Linked DNA regions of Homo sapiens: region 2 is linked to region 1. The links are chromatin loops, found by intact Hi-C in ENCODE. Cell type or tissue: gastrocnemius medialis. All regions are shown on one strand. Region 1 overlaps KCNN3 (potassium calcium-activated channel subfamily N member 3). Region 2 overlaps IL6R (interleukin 6 receptor).

Region 1 (4,000 bases):
CCTGCCTCACAGGCCTGTAGGTGCTGATGATGGAAGTAAGCTCTGCTAGGAGGCATCAGCCTGGAGCAGGGAGGTGGGGCTTGATTCCTGGGTGAGCTCAGATAAGAGGAGAGCTTCTCATTATTATGCCTGGGACATGAGATCAAACGGCAGAGATGCCTGAGATGGCCCCAGTGGGCTCCTAAAGGTACCAGGTGACCCTTGAACCAAATGAGGAGTCCTTTTTTTTTTTTTAATAGGCAGGTTTACTCTCTGAAGTCTTAGACATTGTGACGAGGCCTGGTCTAGAGATTCTGTTGAGAATCTTAATCACATCATCTGTACTGATCGGTGCCACCTGGGTAGACCAGCAAGGACCTGGGGAGTCCTTCTTAGTGTTCTTTATTTTCTTTTAGAGCTGGTTTGGGGCACACCCACTCCATTGCATTAAATTACCTGTATGCTCTCTTCCCTGGGTTCAGAAAGAATTAGGGAAGGGAAAGGCCTGGCTGCCCTCCCCTTTCCCCAGGCTGTGACTTCACCACCCTGACCCTGCCATCATGTTGGTGGCTGAGCTGGTACCTCTGTGTGGCTGGCAAGGCACCCAGGGGCCTTGTTTCTCGGGATCTCAGGCGTTGGGCTGTGGGATCTTCTCAGGGGAGGCTGGAGAGTGCTGGTGTGGCAGCATGGCTCTTCTTTTCCACCAATCTGTACAACCTCAAGCCACTTCCCCATGCCCGGCCTTGAAACTGGTCTGCATCTCTCCTCCCAGGCAGAACCAGTCCTCTGCCCACTCCCCCACCATGCTCCTGTCTCGCCTGCCCCACTGATTTCCTGCCCCTCTGCTCCTCTCTGTGGCCCCTGCCTGGCCTCGTTGCTGGGGTAACCCAGGTGGCAGAGAGGAGTTGGTGTGAAGATGCTTATCCAGGCTGCCCTGTCTGCTCCCACAGTGTCTTCTTTTCCCACTTCTAGTTACTCTTTCTTCAGACAACCTCATGGGAGGCCGCTTCTCCGTATGCCCAGGGGAGCCTGGTCGTCTGGCCATTCACTCTTTAAACAGAATGGCCAAGGCCAACTTGTCTGTCTCTTTGCAGACCTCACAGAGGTCCCTGAGTCCATCCCCAGCCTCTAGACCAAATGATTGAGTAGTATCACTGGAACCAGTTCTGATCCTCTGCTCTCCCTGGTCACGGAAGCCTTGTCTGCAGAAGGGCAGAGCAGCAGTGCAGGCTTGGCTAGCCAAGTGGCTCTGCACCTTCTGTTTGGACCCAGGTGCTGCTTTGGGATAGGTTGTTGGCTGTCACAGTGTCCTGGTATTTTTGAGAAGATGCCTCTGGGTACTGGTGCCTGTGTTTCAGGCCATGGTGGAAAAGTAGGAGTAGGATAGACCCTTTCCAGCCCTTTCCATGGACCCTCCCTGTGGGGTGACCTGCAGGACCAGGATGCAGAAGGCAGGAGACTGGCTGAGAGCCTGCGAGCCCACTGCCGAGGGCCCTAGGCACACATTTTGTCTTCACAGGTCACACTGAGTGTGTCGGCCCACAGGAGGGCAAGCGTGAAAATGGCCTTTTGACAGCGTGAAAATGGCCTTCTCCGCCACCCGCCCCAGGGTGGTGGTGACTTTATTTATAATCTTTGTGGACAGTCTGTAAATGAGTCAAACATCTGTAACCCACAGGGGGACAGCTAACTTTTTATATATGCTTCTCCTTTGCGTGTCATCACACTATTTATAACTGTCCTGGGGAAAGACTTCATCACACATCCGGACTTCCCTTCCCCACAGGCGGCATTACCCAGGTGCTCCGCCAGGGGCATCCTGGCTGGGGCACTTATCTCCTGCACAGCCTAAGTAGAAAGGCGGCTGATGCCTCGTATTTCTCTTATTGTGCTTTTAGGAAGAGGGATTTGTAAGGCCATGGTCAAAAGATCTGCTTTAAAAAAATATAAGGTAAAGAAAGTCAAAATGAAAAGAAATTTGAGTAACCTCTGTAGAGAATCTGGGGCCTGGATGGAAATGTAAGATCAGAATAGAGCGCTTCAGCTCTGTTGCAGTTATTTGTGAAGCACATTTGGGGGAGAAAATGAGTGTGTGCGGGGGTTGTGAGGGGCGGCTGTATATTGATGAAATACCACTTTACTCAGCTCAGTGACAGGCAGGCCAGCACATTCATTTGTAGTTCTTTTTCTTCTCTTTCTTTCAAAACCCCAAAAGGAGAGCAAGAAAGCAAGGCACCTATTCCTCTTTAAATAATGAGGGTGGGGAATTCTGAGACTGTGCTTTTCCCAGGAGCTGTAGGGAGGAAAATTCTAGTGCCTTTTCTTCGGGTGAGGAAAGTCCGGAGGAGGCGAATGGGTTTTTAAGTGCCCCCTCCCCCGACCCTGTCATTCCACCCCCAGGAGCTCAGCTGGGATCTGAGGGAAAGGAGGGGAGGAGCAGCTGGGGGCAGGGACCACGCTACTTTCTGGTCACCCAGCACTTCGCTGGGCTGGCCGGGATGTTGCTGAGTGACAGGAGAGGGGAAGGCAAGGACCATTTGCTGAGTGCTGGGCTGGCTTTACATTACACCCGGGAGTACAAGGAGCAGGTCGTGCTCACCGCCCCCTGTGTAGATGAAGTCACCGGGCCACACTGACACTGCCAGCGGTGGTGGCACTGAGATAAGAACCCAAGCCCGTTTAGCTCCCAAGTTCATGCCCTTTCCCTTGCCTGCTGCTGCCCATATCCTTAAAAGAGAAAAATTGAGTTTATGGCACTGAGACCCGTGATGCAAAATGTTGGAACAGGAGGAACTTTACCACGAGCTGGGCAGGAAGGGCTTGATGGAGGGCGGGAGATGCTGGCGCAGGTCCTGGAGAAGACAGTGCTGGAGGGGTGGCCAGGGCAAGTGTGGGCACCCCAGGTTGGCCTGGGATCAGGGTGAGATTGTGGACTGGCCCAAGGTCAGTTCTTGATGCCTCCTCTCTGGGGTCTGGTGCTGCTGCCCTCAGGGTGATACCGGGCAGGTTGTGAGGAGGGTAGGTGTGGAGAATACAGGGAAAATGAAAGCCCTTCCTGCAAAAGCTCCTTCCACAGCCCCTAGCACCCCCACCTTCCACCCCTGGAGGGCCAGCAGGACCCCTAGACCTGACTGGACATGTCCATACATAACTCTCTCACCCCTCACCTCCACCTTGCTCTTCTCTTAGGCTGCCTTTCTCCTCCAGCACTGGCTGTGTGGCTGTTTATCGGGGGACAGTCACATGAGCTCAGCATCTTACATCTTACAAGGCATTTTCACCCCTGGGTCCCTCATGACCCTCACGGTGGCTGGCCCAGGGCTCATGATGACCAACTATCTCAGGGATGAGAAAACTCGGCTGCACAGGGGTTCCCAGGGTTGAGTGCCTCACTCCAGGTGCCCATCTCAGGAAAGAGAGGGTTCTAGAATGAGAGCTCAGGTCTCAGTACACTTCTGATTTCCCTATTCCAAACCCCACCACAAACTTCTGCTGGGGATTTGAGTGAGGGACCTCGAAGGGCTTCTCCATTCCTGGTTCTAGAAGTTTCTTTTTCATTCTTGAGTCCCATTTTCCTGCGTCCCTGTCTGTGCCTCATGCCTCTGTTGAGCTCTGTCATGGGCAGTGAGTGCCGAGAAAAGGCCCGTCTCTGCTTTGAGCCCCTCAGGAGGTGCTTCTGCCTCTTGCTTCCAGCTTGTTGTGTGATCTTTGTCGAGTCCCTTCCCCTCTCTGGGCCTCGTTTCTCTGGCCTAAAAACAGGAGCTGAACTCCCTTCCTGTGCCGAGGCTTCGCAATCTGATTCCAGATCATGTTTCATCACGAGGATGAGCAGCCACAGTCCGGAGAGTCCTGTTCTTAGGGGTGTCAGACAGCACCCAGATGGCATCCATCCCAGGCGGACGGTGGTTTATGGTGTTGGTGCTTGGGAGGACTGAGGAAGGAGACAGTGACTCAGACTGGGGATGCTGGGTGGATTCCCTGTAGGAGGTTGGGGGGTCCCTGAAGGACTAGACAAGCCATG
Region 2 (4,000 bases), 430 kb after region 1:
GTTCAAGAGATTCTCCTGCCTCAGCCTCCTGAGCGTGCCCAGCAAATTTTTGTATTTTTAATAGAGATGGGGTTTCACCATGTTGCCCAGGCTGGTCTCGAACTGCTGACCTCAGGTGATCTGCCCGCCTCAGCCTCCCAAAGTGCTGGGATTACAGGCATGAACAATCACACGTGGCTGGTTCTGTTAAGACTGAGAAATAAGGCCGGGCGCGGTGGCTCACGCCTGTAATTCTAGCACTTTGGGAGGGCAACGCAGGCAGATCATGAGGTCAGGAGTTCGAGACCAGCCTAGCCAATATGGTGAAACCCTGTCTCTACTAAAAATACAAAAAATAAAATAAAAAATTAGCCTGGCGTGGTGGCGCATGCCTGTAGTCCCAGTTACTCAGGAGGCTGAAGCAGAAGAATCACTTGAACCCAGGAGGCAGATGTTGCAGTGACAGAGACTGCACTCCAGCCTGGGCGACAGAGACTCCATCTCAAAAAAAAAAAATTGAGCAATAAATGTAAAATCTAGAGATGAGGAAACTAGCTGGATTTACAAATATATATAAACATGTAGCCTAGCGCCTGGCACGAGGGGTGAGGGGAGCTAGGCTGGAGGGCTCAGCTAGTCACTCAGGCAATGGTCGGCTGGCCAGCTCTGGTCTCCCGCTGGGCCTGTGCTCTTGGCACTGTAGGGGATATAGAAATGAATCAAGAGAGGCCCCACCCTGCCTTCAAGGCACTAACAAAAAAGATCTGTCCTCAGATGACTAGACACCCAGCAGAAATGCCACTCCAGAGACACAAAAAGTGCTAGAGGGGTTCTGGCAGGTGAGTCCAGAAAAGAATTCTGGGTAACTGAAGACATTCGAGGTGAGTCAGCCACCATCCCACCTGGCCTGGAAACCTGAGGCTTCACCCTCTTATGACACATGTGGGCATGTGAGGCCACGTCAACCACTCACCCTCCAGCTGGGGTGACGAGTCTGCCACCTCTGACTTGGGTTCGAACCCTGGGCTCCTGCTGAATCCAGCACATGGGACAAACCCAACCTTTCCAGGCTGAGTTAAAGCCCCTTTCCTCCTTCCCCCAACACCACCCAGGCTTCCACCCAGCCACGAAGGCAGGGTCACCGACTGCTTTACGTGTGTGCCCAGGTGGGGTCAGAGGGCCGGGGCTCAGTCTTGTTGGCCCGCTTCCTCCCACTGCCCCAGCACTGCGCCTGGTCCAAGGCAGAGGCTGAGCTCACCCCTGCCTGTGGAAGAAGGAGGGAGCAGTGCTGCAGTTGGGCAAGGGTGTGAAAGCAGACACACAAGAGAAAAAGCAGAGCTCCCAGTAATCCCTTTCCAGGGGCCTGTCTCTTCCAGGCCCTGCAGTGGCCTGAGGTCTGGGTGGGGCCTCAGTGGGGGCTGGGGCCCCTGAGGCTCTCGAAGCCACTTCCCCTGCTCTTTCCTCACTTCAAAGGCGCCCAGTGGTCATGCTGACTCTTCAAAGCAGATGGAAGCAAAGGCACGAGGCTGCTCGGGAGGACAAGCACTGTACTCTCTCCCACTCCCGCTGTCAACATGGAAAGTATTCCAGTCAAGCCGGGCGCGGTGGCTCACGCCTGTAATCCCAGCACTTTGGGAGGCCGAGACAGGCGGATCACCCTAGGTCAGAAGTTCGAGACCAGCCCCGCTAACATGGTGAAACCTCATCTCTACTAAAAATACAAAGATTAGCCAGGCGTGGTGGTGTGCGCCTGTAATCCCAGCTACTCAGGAGGCTGAGGCAGGAGAATCGCTTGAGCCCGGGAGGCGGAGATTGCAGTGAGCCGAGATCCCACCACTGCACTCCAGCCTGGGCGACAGAGCGAAACTCCATCTCAAAAAAAAAAAAAAAAAAGTATTTCAGTTGAAGTGTCAGAAATGACAGAGCTTTCCACAGGCTGGCCTGGGAAGCTGCCAGCCACAGTCTCTATCCTGGCTAATCCTATCTATGGTACAAGCCTTTGAGGTACAAACAAGGTGTATCCTTTGCTGGGCTGTGAAGCTATCCAGGCTTGGGGCATGAGCTGACAGTGCTAATGGCAGCTGCATCATTCACAGATGGTAATCCGCACTTTTCATCATAGAGGACAGAACAAAAACATGACTGCCAGGCAGCCCAGTAACTCTATGGAAACAGACCCAAGTGGGAGCTGAACCACCCTATTGAAGTCACTGCTCTGGCTTTCTGATACAGTAGTCCTGCCTTATCTGAGGTTTTGCTTTCCAAGATTTCGGCTACCTGTGGTCAACTGCGGTCCAAAAATATTAAATGGGAAATTCCATAAATAATCACTTCAGAAATTTTAAAGTGCCCACTGTTCTGAGAAGTGTGACGAGATTTCACACCGTCCCGCCCAGGACATGAATCATCACTTTGTTCAGCATTCCTGCGCTGTGCATGCTACCCATCACTCGTCCTGACATCCACCGCCATCATCATGGCTCGGTGACCCAGAGTCACCCAAAACAGCTGATCCTCCTTCTAACACATGGTCAGAAAGCCCTAGTAGCCTAACACTGAGTCACAATGCCTACATCATTCACCTCACTTCATCCCATCATGCAGGCATTTCACAACCTCATATCATCACAAGAAGGGTGAGTACAGTAATAAGACATTTTGAGAAACAGAGAGACCACATTCACATAACTGTTATTACAGTATATTGTTATCACTGTTCTATGCTATTTTTAGTTATTGCTAACCTCTTACTGCACCTAATTTATAAATTAAACTATCATAAGTACATATCTATAGAAAAACATACTATATATAGGGTTCAGCACCATTTGCGATTTCAGGCATCCACTAGGGGTCTTGGAATGCGACCTCCTTGCCCTATATTCTGATGACTGACAGCTCAAACTCAATTGTAAACCTCTGGACTAAGGGAGACTGTGGCTCTGGGATGGAGACCAGCAAAACTGCAGAGGCAGATTTGTTTTCAGCATCTTCCACCTCCTCTACATCCATGCCTGAACCCATCCCAGGTCTTCCCACGTTAAGCCGTCTTCCGGTGATGATGCAGAGCCCCCAGGCAGGCGTGACTTCTCCCCCCACGGCCCCAAGCTCCCTCTCCCCCGCCCATCACCGCTTTCTCTCTCGTGTCTTTATCATGGAAATAGCCTGATACGCCCACAAGGGCCCAGACACTGATAATGGTCTGGCTGTGCTACACCCCCTCCCAGGGATATTTGCATGTTTTTCAGAGCAACGCCCATAATCTTCGGACTTTGAATGAAATCAGACAGACTGGGATTGAATTCCCAGCAGAGCCACTTACTAGCTAAGTGAACCAAACCTGTTAATCAGTCTCTGGGCCTCAGTCTCTCCATCTGTTAAGTGAGAAAAATAAAGCCCACTTCCCATAGCTGTTGTGATAACCAAGGTCAAGTGAATAGGACAAGGTTCCAAGCACAAGCACAGTGCCTAGCTCAGGGGGGGCAGTCAAATGTAAATCTCAGTTCCCTCTCATCTCCTCTTCCTCAGCCTGAAGGAATTAATTCCTAATGATAATGTTTTGAAATCACCTGAACCAGCCCCTCTCTGGGGGGCCTCGGGAAGGAGGGAGCCAACATGCACATAGCTCAGCCCAAGATACTTACAACTTCCTCACCAAGAGCACAGCCTTTGTCGTCAGGGATGGGGTGCTCCGAGGACCCCACTCACAAACAACATTGCTGAGGGGGCTCTTCCGGAAGCAGGAGAGCTGGGGCTCCTCGGGGGGAACTGAAAGGAAAGCATTGCAGGTGTCAGCAGGCGGGCGGGGATCCTGGGGCGCACTGACCTCGCAGACAGGGCAGCCTCCCTTGAGGGGAGCACGTGGCTGGGCCCCTCGGCCCCAGCCCTGGAGCTAGTCAGGACCCTGGCCACACTCAGCCACACATGAATGGAATCGCAGCTGGGAAATTAAAGGACACCAAAGTCCTCCTTTCAGTCTGAGACACGGATCCGGGACAGGGGAAGGGAAGAACCTCAGGAC

What was found. A loop is a pair of places that touch in the nucleus more often than their neighbours do. Peaks named below come from ENCODE experiments on the same cell type or tissue, not always from the same donor. Only the 100,000 strongest peaks of a DNase experiment are listed, where the experiment ranks them.
Region 2: it touches region 1 in a loop (4-fold over the local background); 1 of 110 quality-filtered maps calls a loop at or near these places.

Annotation. Positions count from the first base shown.
Region 1 is chr1:154,861,587-154,865,586 of GRCh38, reverse strand. The region is part of intron 1 of KCNN3 (potassium calcium-activated channel subfamily N member 3); the gene reads left to right. Among named protein-coding and RNA genes, the nearest start is that of KCNN3, 6.7 kb to the left of the region's middle. RefSeq lists enhancers at 211-1,100, 1,628-1,717, 2,167-2,840, 2,841-3,516. In gastrocnemius medialis, a CTCF peak has its summit at 1,794; DNase peaks (open chromatin) are centred at 1,786 and 3,836; H3K27ac peaks cover 4,000 bases.
Region 2 is chr1:154,430,230-154,434,229 of GRCh38, reverse strand. It overlaps IL6R (interleukin 6 receptor), which reads right to left. Exons shown (of 10, transcript NM_000565.4): 3 at 3,624-3,747. Among named protein-coding and RNA genes, the nearest start is that of IL6R-AS1, 26 kb to the right of the region's middle. RefSeq lists enhancers at 1-547, 548-1,379, 1,380-2,213. In gastrocnemius medialis, no CTCF peak of the experiment used is centred here; DNase peaks (open chromatin) are centred at 899, 1,473 and 2,459; H3K4me3 peaks cover 91 bases; H3K27ac peaks cover 4,000 bases.